2 separate regions of the Mus musculus genome follow, and region 2 is linked to region 1. A link is a loop called in an ENCODE intact Hi-C map of the cell type or tissue named here. Cell type or tissue: left cerebral cortex. All regions are shown on one strand. Each heading gives the region's core, and the rest is flanking DNA. Links, peaks and the distances in the headings are about the cores only.

Evidence for each region. A loop is a pair of places that touch in the nucleus more often than their neighbours do. Peaks named below come from ENCODE experiments on the same cell type or tissue, not always from the same donor. Only the 100,000 strongest peaks of a DNase experiment are listed, where the experiment ranks them.
Region 2: it touches region 1 in a loop (3-fold over the local background); 7 of 42 quality-filtered maps call a loop at or near these places.

What each region holds. Positions count from the first base shown.
Region 1 is chr1:23,284,433-23,291,378 of GRCm38, forward strand. No RefSeq gene overlaps it. Among named protein-coding and RNA genes, the nearest start is that of Mir30c-2, 3.8 kb to the right of the region's middle. In left cerebral cortex, for the core only: a CTCF peak has its summit at 2,535 (motif pointing left); a DNase peak (open chromatin) is centred at 2,503.
Region 2 is chr1:23,148,126-23,155,071 of GRCm38, forward strand. No RefSeq gene overlaps it. Among named protein-coding and RNA genes, the nearest start is that of Gm30442, 28 kb to the left of the region's middle. In left cerebral cortex, for the core only: no CTCF peak of the experiment used is centred there; DNase peaks (open chromatin) are centred at 3,819 and 4,135.

The DNA.
Region 1 (6,946 bases), core at 1,522-4,021:
GGTTTTAATTTTCCTGTCTTTGGCCTAATTTTAAGGTAACTGCTCATTCGTGAAGATGTAATTAGTGTTGCTTTATTTTTCCTTCCCTGTGGGAAAAGAGGCAGAAACACATAGCTTGCATATTCTTTCAGCCTCTCAGCTGTCTCTAGCCACCCAAGGACACTTCAGCACTGGGCTTAAGCAATTAGATTTGGAGCCAGTCAGGGTTTTGTGTACATATTTGAACTTCTGTGTGTGTGTTGTGTGTGTGTATGTGTTGTGTTTGTAATGAAAAGGAAAAAGGAAAAATAATGAACTGAGTTAGAAGTTTTGATGTTTAGATGAAAAGATGTTCCTTTGCCACAGTGCTTTTCCTCATAAGTTAATTTTTCTAGTGGAAATAAGTTTCTACCTTTAATGTAATGAAAAAGGTAAAGTGGTAGATCTAATGTGTGTCATATGACGAAAAAAACATTCCTCACTAAGACAGTGCCCAAAGTATGCCAGTGCTCGGTTGTTGTATAAGCTTAGCACAGTTCTCTTCCCTTAGCTCCCCTAGGTTCTGTTTTTCATCAGAAGAAAACACTGTCATGTTAATATACAATAGCCACAAAAATCCTGCCCTAGCCTACTGCCCTTGGTGCTGTGCTGAGAGATCACTGTCAGATTTCCTAAAATGCAAGGTGGCCTCTGTTCTGTTTTCATCAAATATAGTAGGTTACCCGAGAAATATTTGCATTGCTGCTGCTGCTTTTAAAACAACTGCTTACTGGGTAGCAGCAAACACCTTATGTTTATCTCTTCAAAAAGAATACTTACTTATCATAGAACTCAGCATCATGAGGCTGTGAGATCTCAGTCCTTCTTTGTCATAAAAAGTTACATTGAGAAATAAGAAAAAATCCACAAAGGAAGCATGCTTTACCACACTACTGTTCAAACATAAATGTTTTAGGTTTTTACCTATGTCCTTTCTGTACCTATGTCCTTTCAGTACTGGTCCATTTTTGTAGCCCTGAAATTGTATTATATTGAAAGTAACAGTATATTTAAGCAGTGTCATAAATAGGTATCATATAAACAACTTAAGTGAATCTATTATATTGACACTAGATATTATGTCAAATTACTCTTGAAATTGCATTTATTTTGATTAATATTATGTTGAGTTTTTTCTATCACTTTGCTATCCTGATAAGTTATCTTAAAAATATTAATGAGTCAAAAGTAGAGGTTTTTTTGTTGTTGTTGTTGTTATTGTTGTTTGGTTGCTTAAGCATAACAGATTTGTGAGCCATGCCGGATTGTGTGTGTGTGTGTGTTTGTGTGTAAAAATATTAGCTACAAAATGCTAACTCAAAATGTTTATTGATCTCAGTTTTGGTCACTACAAAACCTAATGATCTTTGCATTTTGTTATTTGACTTCATATAGCTCTAGCAGCAAGCATTCTTGACTTGACAATGACCTGTTTTAATACTGATTGACAGCAGTTTATAAAGACATTGCATGATCTCCTAAGAGGTACACACAATGGCTACACATGTAGAAGATTATACAATCTAATGCAGCAAATAAGGTTTGATTGTTACTCACTATGACCTTAAAATTTAAAAGCCAGTACAGTGCAGTGATAGTTGTTTTGTCATTCACAAGTTGATAAGAGCTAACTGGGTATAATGGAAAAAGAAGCTGAATAGATTAAAGCTTAAACAAAAGAAAATATAGCAGCCATGAATCAGAGGAACCATATAGGTTGAGTCTAGCTTTATACAGTCACATTCATACTTTTGGGTTAGACTTGCTCTACGTAGTGGTGTTGTTGAGTTTAGGTCTGTGACTTTGGTATTTGTTTGCATTTCTTTAGCCTTTCTTTTTTCTGCTCTTTATGTAATTATTATTACTCTTGCGGGGGGTAAGGGAGTAGGCATGCCTGCTACACATGTGTGTGAGACTTTATGAAATGGGTTCTTGCTCCCTTCATCTTTCCATGAGATCCAAGGATTAGACTGAGGTCATACGGATTGCACAAGAAACACTTTCCTGGGCCCTCTTTCCAGCTCTGCCCCCTTTTAAATCTTAGATAACTTTTAGCATAGCATTTTAATTCTGTTGCCTTTTTTAATGCTGTATTTCCTGGCATTTTTATAATATTCACTAAAGTTATTATAATATGCTTCTTTAATTTGTTATAATCAGTTTAAGATCATTATTAATGTAACACGGATTAAACGAGTACTGAATGATCACTTGGGCGCCTTCACTTTGAATCTGTCTCCAAGAAGCATCGCCATAGTGTGACCCCTCAGGCTTGCCTACTAAAAGTCAAAACTGAACATACAAATTGAACAGCTCTTGACCTCCAAAGAAGATTTAATCATTTATAGCATCTACTCCTGTTTACTGTGCAGTTCTTTAAGCTGAGGTTTGCATATTCTTTCCTGGTTAGATTAGGCAGCCACTGTGTGGCAGTGTCAGCCACCAACACTGCAAACTGTGCTTGAGCTCACTCCTGCAACGTGAAACTCCCATTTCTGCCCCGTCGGGCAGAGAAGCAGTAGTGCTTTGGGTTCTAGTGACACCTGCTGGTACTTTGTCTTTTTTATTTTCTCTAGACTACTTTTTGAGAAAGAATCATTTAATCCATTAGGATGTCATAAAAGGCCTCCTTTTTCTGTGACTATTAAGCTTTGCTATGGTTGCTAGAAGCAGCAACAAACGCTTGGACTTTACATTTGGCTTAAGAGAAAGATCTGTCCTCTTCCTACAGGAAGGATTAGACCAAAAGAATGAAGACATTGTTGAGTGGTAAATTTAGAATGTTTGTATAATAGTATCACAGAAAGTGCTTATAAGGATAGGTACTCTAAGAGAACATGCCTGGGGCATCATAGGATGTTACTATGTTATTTAATCATTTTATAACACCTGAGGTACTCAAAGGCTAGTTTAGCAGTTTTACTCCATTTCTGGTGATGTTACAGTTTCAGATGAATGCTGAATGATGAGAGAATTCCAGTCACAGAGCACTGATGTAATTTTTATACTTGTATAAATATTGCAGGAATAGATTCTCTTTTTAAAAATTAGTACTGACAACAAGGTTAAAAATCTTTGAGCCAGGCGTGGTGGCGCACACCTTTAATCCCAGCACTCGGGAGGCAGAGGCAGGCGGATTTCTGAGTTCAAGGCCAGCCTGATCTACAAAGTGAGTTCCAGAACAACCAGGGCTACACAGAGAAACCCTGTCTCAAAAAAAAAAAAAAAAAAAAAAAAACTTCTTTGTTACTCAGCCCCTCCTTTGTCCTTTCTCTGGTCACATTACAGCTTTCACTTTCCTGTGCTTTCCAGGTAACCATTCCCAAAGCACCTGCACATAGTTGGTTGATGGATTATAGACTTGAAACAAAATAGCTAGTATTTATCAAAGCTACTGTTTGTTATACTGAAGCCTTCACTGAAGAGACAGAATAGTTTCAGCATCCTAAGTCATGCCATTAGCCATTTGCTATTCTATCAGAGCAACAGTTCTTTCTAAAGTTGTTCCAGTAGCAACTATAGTAAATGCACAAGATTTACCTAAAACATTGATAGGACTACAATTTTCCAATTAAATTAAAAAACAGTGATTAAGTTTTATAGTTGTCTAATAAGTGTTCCAATTTGGCAACACTGATCAAAATACCTTCTGTTTGGCTACTGCCATACCCCCCTGTCCCTATGGCCATAGTCAGAACTAGCTAACTTTTCAACATAAAAATCCACATTTGTTTATTGTGACTAACAATGTCAAAGTGACCTGTGTTTACAGTTCATGTGGAAAGAGGATTAAAATTGGGTGTGACAATTTTATTTGAACATTTTCCATTTACACCATTGAAAAAATACATATATCATCATTCAAACCTTAGGGTTTCATAATGTTTGATTATTTTTTGGATGTGTTTGTTTTTAACTTGAGATTTCCCACTTAAAACAGCAATAGTATTTTTTAAATATAAGATTCAATTATATTAAATTCATGTGTTTTTTCTTCTACGAACAATAGCTTAAGTAAAACAAGCATAGAAGAGAAGGTGGTGGGAATGAAGATCCCAACGTTTAAGGAAAATGTAATCAGATATATTACATGAGGATAGTGGCCTCCTGACTTTAATCTGTTCACAGAGTTTCCCAGAAGATTGTCTATTCTGTACACTATAGAATTTGCTATGTCTTGGTTTAAACAGTATGATTTCAGTTATACCAAGAATCTAGACAGAAAATCCCATCAAGCAGTTCTGGATGGGAGAAGGGAACCTTTTCTTTGAGATGAACTTAAGAAGTTAATGAAACAGTGGACTTTTTCTTTTTTTTTTTTTTTTTTTGAACAAAGAATATTTTCATTAAGCTAGAGAACTCTTGCGTGAGATAAAGCTCCACATTTTGTGAGGATAGTGTTTTACTGACTCCACAAGAACATATTGCTGGTTATGCACATATTGTAACAATGCAGTGAGGTACTGAAACTGCAGTTAGCATCCAGGGAAGAGCAACACAATAGAATAGGAAAGGTGAAGTTGTGATACATGAAAGTTACTGTTAGGTTTTGTTGTGACTTCTTCATAGTTCCTTAGAAATTCCCATGTAATTCATTGTTCCTCACAGATTTATTTACTACATTGTAGATATTTGGATTTGGGGGTTATAACTAGGGGCTAATGATCCCCTACTCTTAGAAAATAAAATGTATGTAGTATGCATGGCTGGTGTATGCCAAGCCACACATGAGGAGGCCAGAGCACAGCTTAGTAGAGTTGGTTCTCTCCTTCCATTTTGGTTGGGAGTTATACCCAGGTTTTCAGGTTTGGCAGCAAGCACTTTTGTATGCCTTAAACCATGCTGCCAGACCATGTGCTCTTCTACATGGATGGGCAAGATGAAAGTGACATGAAAAGTTATAGGCAACTTAGCCTAAATGAAGTATATGCAAAGGAGAGGGCAGAAGGTGCAGTAACCGGGAGATAATCAGAAAATAGGAGGTATCTGATGCAAAGACGTCACTACCTGCCTAGATGAAGGATTCTTCAGGAATTAGAAATGCTCATGGCTAAGTCCTGGTATACAAGATAAGTCAAGCTTCAAAGGGTTAACCATGGTTGTCTCTGTATTGTTTATAATTACTTTAATTCTGGTACATTTGGGGTTTTTTAAATGAGGATTAGGAAAGACTAGTATATATCTTGAAATGTTAGATGTAGTGTGTTCTAGGGATTTTAAAAATCAGGTAATGGCCAAAAAAAATGATTTTATGGGGGGGAGACAGTATGCCAGGTTTATAGCTTAAAAACCTCAATCTAGTTGTTGGCACAGGGTAGGGTGGAGGAAAGTGGTGAGGTGATTTAAATACAGAGCCTTACCAACTGCCACTGGGCTCAGATACACACTTCGGGGGCTTTATTATTATTATTATTATTATTATTATTTAGAACTGAAAATGACCAAGTTTTCTTTTCCAGGAAGCTTTGGTGATGCTTAAAGACCAGAACTAAAGTTATGTTCAAGATTATGTTTAGTTCTTACAGACTGTTTGACAGTTTAAATCCTTAAATGATTGTGATTAAGGCAGTTTCCTTTCATTCCTGTCCATTTTTAAACTGTTTACATGGATGTCTCTGAAGTTATTTTTCACCCTGACTTTTCTTTATTTGGAATCCATCAGAGAAATAAAATTTAAAAATCAGGTGGTTCTCAGGGAGGGTTAACTTTCCCTAAGATCTTGCTGTCACTTAAGAAAAGGTTGGCTAATGTAATCACTTCTCCTCCTAGCCATGAATGCCATAGAAAAGTATAGCAGCTGTACTTTGAATTACTAGGCAATTACAAAGACTGTTTCTGGAATGGTTGTTCCTTTTCTTCTTGTTTTAAGAAATTTATATTCTTGAAGTGATTAGATTGCCAGATATTAGATAGCATCATTCATATATTTATTCTTTAAATACTGTTTATACCCAATAAACCCTGGTTCCATGTTATGGATTTTCATCAAATAGAATGAAATTGAGTAAAACTAAACTAAACTTCCCAGGAAACTTGGTTTTATAGAGAGATAGGAAATAGCAATACTAACAACAATGAACTATGAGTTGGTTATAGATAAACATTCAAGACATAATGATGGAGAAAGGACAGAATAGGTAGTTCCTATGGGGTGACAGGGCCCAGATTTTACCAGAGATCAGTGGAGGCTGCTTTGGAAGAGAGATGCTAGATTTGAGATTTGAGACAGTATGGGACTAGTTAGTCTCAATTACCATTTATTTTAGGGCTGATTCTTGACCCACTACTGCAGTACCTCCTACACTACGATTGATGCATCTATCCTGCAGATTAGGTTGTTTTGAGGATTGAGATTGGTAGTATTCATTTCTCCTTACCCAGCATTTTACATCACTGCTGGTATGTGGCAAGTACATACAAATGTTTATCTAATGCATGAATGAGTGATTTGTGTTCACACTGGTTCACAGGTGGTAGTCTCATCATGTAGGCTTGTTTTGTAATGTTTTATATAAGCGATGACTTTCTTCTTTGCTATCCAATAGATCAATTTAGTAAATCAACTCTATTCCAGGAACTGTTTGAATCATTCATTATCAGAAAAGAACTTAGGAATTGACTGGCTCCATTTATGTGTATGCCTCCAGTTATATATTTCTTTCCACATACAACATTTTAAATTTTCTAAGATTATGCTATATTTAGTGTACCAGCTTAATGCATTATTTTATATCCCAACCAACATGTTTACTCTGCTCATTGGATTGATTTATGACTTCATAACCCACCAATAAGATAAATGGCTGTCAGTGATTAAACTTTTGTATAGTCTTATGTCTGCAGATATAATTGAACAGTTGTTCTCAGTTCTGTTAGGAGTGAAGCAGAACAAAAATCATATAGCTGAGACAGCGAGAAGGTAGACTTG
Region 2 (6,946 bases), core at 2,279-4,778, 140 kb before region 1:
TAAAACTACAGCCCAATTTTTATGATGAACATAAACAGTCTTTTCAGCAAAATCCTTGAAAACTAAATTTAAGGTCACATTAAGATAATCATATACTATGACCAAGTTGGTTTAATTCCAAAAATGTTACGATTATACAATGTATATACATGTAAAACATGCAATACAGCACATAGACATAAGGAAAGATATTGTATGGTCATTGTCTTAGTTGCACCTTTATTACTATGATAAAACACCATACCTTATAAAATACAATGTTTAATTTGGCTCATGGGTTAGAGTCTATGGTGACAGAATGAAGAAACACCTAAGAGATCTATAACCATAAGACAAGAGATCACTGGGAATCTCATGAGTACTTTGAAACCTTAATGTCTGTCCCTAGTGACATACCTCCTCTAACAAAATTTCATGCCCAATTCCATGCCTCCTGATACTTCCAGAAAAGTTCAGTTGGGAGCTAAGTGTTCAATATGAGCCTATGGAGGTCATTTCCCATTCAAAATGCCACAAACCTATTATTTTTGATGATGAGATCTGTTTCTTGGAGGCAACAACAACAACAACAAAAAAAAAGCATACAGGATTCCAACCCAATATGTGTTTGTATTTTTTTTTAAGATTGATTGATTGATTGATTGATTTCGTGTATGTGGATATACTGTTGCTGGCTTCAGACACACCAGAAGAGGCCATTGGATGCCATTACAGATGATTGTGAGCCACCATGTGGTTACTGGGAATTGAACTCAGGACCTCTGGAAGAGCAGTCAGTGCTCTTAACCACTGAGCCATCTCTCCAGACCGTGTTTGTATTTTTTTGATAAAGTGACTGAGACAACTAGCATTCAGAATTACTATTGAAAGGTATTACTATTTAGAATTCCTTTGCTTAACCAATGTCTTAGCATCATTTTCTTTTCTTGCTGAAACTTTGTGGATGTGTTTATCTTTCTCTTCAGGCCACAGTGTCGTCGTCCCCCCCCCCCATCCCCCCAGCATTTTCATTAGGGCTGGCTTGGTGGCCACATTTCCTTTATCTTATTTTTATCATGGAAAGTTTTTGCTTCTCTGAAAAGTCAAATAAACAAACAAAACCAGAAGTTTCTTTAGATATGTTAAGCTGGGCTGGCAGTTATATATTTCACAGTCTGAAATTCGTCATTCTAAGCCATTTTAAGGTTTCAGTTGAAAAATCAGTTGCTATTCTGATGGCACTGCTCTTTCTCTCGTCCAGCTTTTAAATACTGTCTTTGTTCTGTACTTTCAGGGTTGTGACAGTAATATGCCACAGAGAGCTCCTTTCTGACTGGTCTGAATTGTGTTCTATGTATGTGAATAAAAGTCTCTTCCCTAAGATTTGGGGAATTTTCTCTTGTGATTTTATTGTATAAATAATGTGTATGCTTTGGGCATGAAATTTTGCTCTTCCTTATGCACAATTCATGGAATCCCAGAGTTCCTGCATGTTCCATTTGTACACTTAGAAGTTTAGCATTAACCTCAATTGAATGATCTAGTTCCTCTACCTTGACAGCATACAAACCATGATACTATGTCTTCAACATAACCCATTCTACTGTTGAGGGTTTCTACTGAACTTGTAACTTGGTGTGCCTAAAGAATCACTTTCCACATTCATTGCATTCAACACAGTGGAAACATTTAATACAGAAAACTAGTATTTTAAAAGTATTTTCTTCTGCTTTTTGAGATTATAGTATAATTGCATCATTTTTCTTTCCTCCATCCAGTTCCTTCCATGCAACCATCTCACTCTTTCTCAAAATCATGGCCTAATTGTTGTTATGTATATGGTAATCTATACATGTATATAGCTGAGTACAACCTGCTCAGTATGTGTAATTCTAATTGCTACTTGAGCTATTATATTTTTATCTCTATCATAATTTCTGTTTGGTTCCTCACCAATATTTTTATTTCTTCATTTAACTCTTTTTTATTCCACTAATTGACCTCATTATTTCACTTAGCTATTCGTATTCTCCCAGACAATATTGTTTCACCTTAGAAGGGTTTGAGCATATTTATAAATATGTATGTATTTTCATATGTCACTTTTATCAATGGCAATTACTATCAGACTGATAATTTTTGGCAGAGCTATTGTCATAGTTTCTCATGTTGTCTTATGTTTTGGTAATGGGATCTACTTATTTAGGGCTAGGTTATTGTCCATTGTTGTTGCTCTTATTCCATTTGGGCTATCTCTGTTCTCAGTGGAAATATTTGCAATGTTAAGGAGAGACAAGGATGCAGTAAGGTCATGGTGATGTTTTCCTCCATGAGACTAATGTTCTGAACACCAGACTGTATTCCTAGCCCAGCCCTGTAGGTTTAGGACTCTCTGCAGCAAGATTACTATTCACTGGCTAGTATCCACTGCTGTAAGAGTAAGTTACCTACAAAAAATGACATTTGTTAATTGTTCTTAGAGAGTAGAGACTTGGTAGTACCATGTATCCTAATACATCATTTATTGTGGGCATGAGTGGAAAAGAAAACAAAGGAAAAGAAAAGAGAAGAGAAGAGAAGAGAAGAGAAGAGAAGAGAAGAGAAGAGGAAAGGAAAGGAAAGGAAAGGAAAGGAAAGGAAAGGAAAGGAAAGGAAAGGAAAGGAAAGGAAAGGAAAGGAAAGGAAAGGAAAGGAAAGGAAAGGAAAGGAAATATACGTAAATATTAACAGCAAGAGTAGCAATTAGTATTCAGCTGCTGGATAGGAAGTGTACAAGGTGACATATACAGGAGTAGGAATAATAAAAGCAAAGAAAAATTTGCAAGGGAGAGGAGTTATGGGAGTTTTGATTAATAGTAGACTAAAGAAGCAAGGAGGAGAAAGAGATACTCAGATATCGAAAGTCATGTCAGCCTCTGGACTTTAATAGACGTATCAGGAAGAGGAAAAGATATGGTGTATGAGGAAAGAAAGAAGAACATGTAAGGAAGGAAAAGAAACTGAAATAACGTGCTGTGTTAAAGGTATGAGCAGTAGCAGACAGTGCTACCTTGCTGCATTGACCTCTAGCATTATATAGATAAGGAATAGCTGAGAGGGTTTGAGAGCTAGGTGGCAATGCATGATAATGAAATCACTAGCCCAAGTGTTAGTTTGCTTCTCCAAGATGCTACAGCTCTGTTGTGTTGTCTGTCTTCCTAAACTTGTCCCATGTTGATTTTTACCACTCCCATAGTTCCTGGGAATTCCCAGCTTTGCTTTTGTGTGAACTTTTTTGCAAGGTGTGGTAGGGGTTGGCTCTGTTCAATGAGTCCAGAGAGCTGAGATGAACCCTGTTATATGGTCATATAGCAGAGATAGATGGGTGGATAGATAAATGAGATAGATAGATAGATAGATAGATAGATAGATAGATAGATAGATAGATAGATAGATAGATAGATGATTAATAGATAGATAGATGATTAATAGATAGATGATGGTTAGATAGATAGAGAAAGATGGATAGATAGATAGATAGATAGATAGATAGATAGATAGATAGATAGATAAATAGATAGATATCCACTTTTACTGTTTGAGATGGGTTTTCACATTGAACTTAAAGATTACCAGAATGACTGATCAATTATCTTTAGGCACACCCCCATCTCCACACCCCCAGCATGGAGTAACAAGTGCACTCAGCTTGCCTGGCTCTTTTTATTCTGGCGGTTCTGAGGATCTTCACTCAGGTCTCCATTGCAGCATGTGCTTTCCCTAGCAAACCATCTCCACATTTCCAGGGGTTTCTAACTGTTCTGGTTCCTGCTGAGAAAAATTCTATTCTGGGCTTCCAGGCTTCCCTTTGCTTATTCCAGAGATTCCCCCATCCTCACCACCTTTCTATATCTCAACAAAAGCAGCTCCACATTTACATATTTTAGCCCACTCTGTGAGATTTTATTTAAGGCACAGTTTCAATTTTAAAATGCTAAGTTATTCCAATGCACCTCAGGTAGCCTTTATGCAGCAAGCATTCTGAACATCACTTAATAATTCTCCCCAAAATCCTAAGTTGAATTCATTGTGTCTATTTTACCAAAAGGAAGAAAATAAGATTTTAAAAGGCATTGTGGGAGGAAAAGAGGAGAAAGGAGTGGGGAGAGATGGTTTTGAAATTGTTACGCAGCATGCATCCAGCAAGTTCTACAGAAGGGCAGTGATCCAAGAGTGTAGTGACAACTTTGGATATTTTGTTTCTTTGAAAAAAAAAAACAGAAATATTATGAGAAAGTGTTTTCATTTTAATCCCAGGTGTGGTGATATAAGGATACTTAGAACTGTCCACAGCAGCTGACTATGATTTGCCTCATGCTCCAAAGAGGTGTGGTTTTGCCAGCCTGCTGCAGATAATTTCTGCAATTGTGTGCCACTTGGAATTCCAGGAACATTTTAGAAGGTATATAAAAGCTAGGACCCCACAGGTGGGGTTGTTGGTTGTTGGCCATTCAGGTATTGGCTGTGGTTTGTTAGTTATAGTCAAAGAATAAACAAAAGAAGTTACATTCAAAGATCTCTATCACTCTCTTTCCCCCTTATCCTTCTTTCTCTCCTATCTAGTTATAGGGGTGAAACTGGTGGGATAAAGGGGTGGAAAAAGAAGAACCCACACAACATCAAAGGCCAGATACACAGGAGTCAATCTCAAAAGAAGAGAGGCTGAAGGGATTTGATAGGAAAGCAAGCTAGAGGTTTCTATGAGAGTGAGCCAAATCTCTGGAAGCAGCAATGAGGAAGAAAGATGTCTGCTTCCCTCCCAGAAGAGGCAGGAGGGACGTGGGAGAAAATGTCACTTCTGAGGAGAACTATACCAGTCTAAAAAAAAAAGGAAAATTTCAGAAAAGTAGAAACAATATGGAGTTGTGATGGCTGTCCAAGAGGTGGTGAGAGGATTTTAGAAACTTAGGGAAGGTAAGGAATGAGGTCAGAAAAAGCTGAAGAGCCTTGAGGGTTCCAGTGGTGGCTGAAGGAACAGAAACTTAGGGGTTGATTCTATTAAACTGTGGGTACCAAGAGAGGAATAAACCCCTGAAAGCCCAGACAATTAGGATTTCCTCTTGACAGTGATTGGATAGTTAAGTCTCTATAGAGTGTTCATCCGCCTGCATCATCTCCCAGTGCAAACAAAACTTGGTCTTACAAAATATTAATCCAAGTGGTAAGAGAACTACCTCTCAATCCCCTTTCAAATTTTCCATGGTAAGAGTTTACGTCTAAGTCTAATTATCTGTGACTAGAACCAAGAGGGCATCCTGTAATGGAGGGAGAGAGAAAGGTGATCTTTCCACTGGCAGACACTCTAACAGGTAAGTCCCAGGGGTTTGATCAAAAAAGTTTGAAAAGATGAAGGTAAGACTTTCATCAGTCACTGTAAGGTGACACACATATCAACATTGATGGGAAATGGTACACAAGACTGTCCAACATTTTTGTTGGCCCCTACTTGGTGAAAAGTTTGACAGCAAAGAACCTTCAAAATCTTTCCCTTCTCTGATCTCCAAGAGTGAATGTTTTATTACCAAAGATGAATTAAGACTTTTAGTGATGTGGGATTGTAAGAGGAGAGAAAGGAAGGTGACCTGAAAAATGCTAAAGGGCTGTCAGAGAAAATAAATACTTGGACATATGTAGCTGCATGGTAAACAGAAAAAGTAGGTGAGAGGAAAATGTGGCTTTTAAGTGCTGTGTATATGCCCTCTTATTCCCTGATGTTCAATAACAACAAGAAAATAATGTCAACCATTTTTAAACATTTCTGGTCACTGGTGGATATTCTTCTACTGAGACACAAAACTCAGGCCAGGCCACATGGATTGTGGCTTTGCTGAATGTCTATGCCTTGGGAGAAAGCTAGGCTCCTTTAAGCAGGAGGAGAGCAGAAGTGCAGATGGCCCAAGCATCACCTCATGCATCTGGATATACACACACTTGGAGTTCAGGTGGTCAGGGCCAAACAGGTACTTATTATATGAAAACAAACAACAACAAAAACCACGGAGTAAACTAGTCACATGCACACTGAAGGAAAAGCAGATGTGGTAGGCTGAGCCCTGCAAGACTCACCACTGAAACACCTAGAAAGAAGGAGGAAACAGTAAGTAGGGATAGCAAGAACTATGTAATTTCATAGGAAAGAAGCCAGAAAAGAATATTCTAGCAACGAAGAAAGTGTAAAATAATTTGAGTCTTAAAGAACTCAAGCTACACAATTTCCTTCCTACATGAGATTAGCATGCATGGCTACTTCTTTGGTGGGTGTCTGGGAGAACATCTCCTGGAAAGCTCATGTCAAAGACAGCTGGCTTTGTTGCAGAAGCTATTTCTTTGCTATAGGTGGTCTTGCGTTCTCAGTGGGTACAGGAAGGATATTTTCTGAAAAGGGGGAAATGGTTATAAGAAGGAGTTTTCAAAAATGTCCTCTTTTTTATAAATGCAAATGTGTGTGTGCGCGCGCAGACATACACATAAGCAGAATAATTAAAACCTTATTTTGAAGAAATGGTATAACATGATTGGGGAAAGTTTCCTTAATTAAAAATAAAATGTTGAAAATACCGGGGTATGTTAGGACTTCAGAATAAAATGGTAGATTAGAAACTGCCTCAATGCAACCCAGTGAAAGAAAAGATGGAACAGAAAACAAGGCCCTGTCAGCAAAATCTTTCTGGCATATGCTATACTGTCTGGGTTTGGTGGCTGATTATGGGATGGATCCCCGGGTGGGGCAGTCTCTGGATGGTCCTTCCTTTCTCAGCTTCGATCTTTGTCTCTGTAACTCCTTGCATGGGTATTTTGTTCCCCATTCTAAGAAGAAGAGAAGTACCCACCCTTTGGTCTTCCTTCTTCTTGAGATTCATGTGTTTTACAAGTTGTATCTTGGCTATTCTAAGTTTCTGGGCTAATATCCACTTATCAGTGAGTGCAT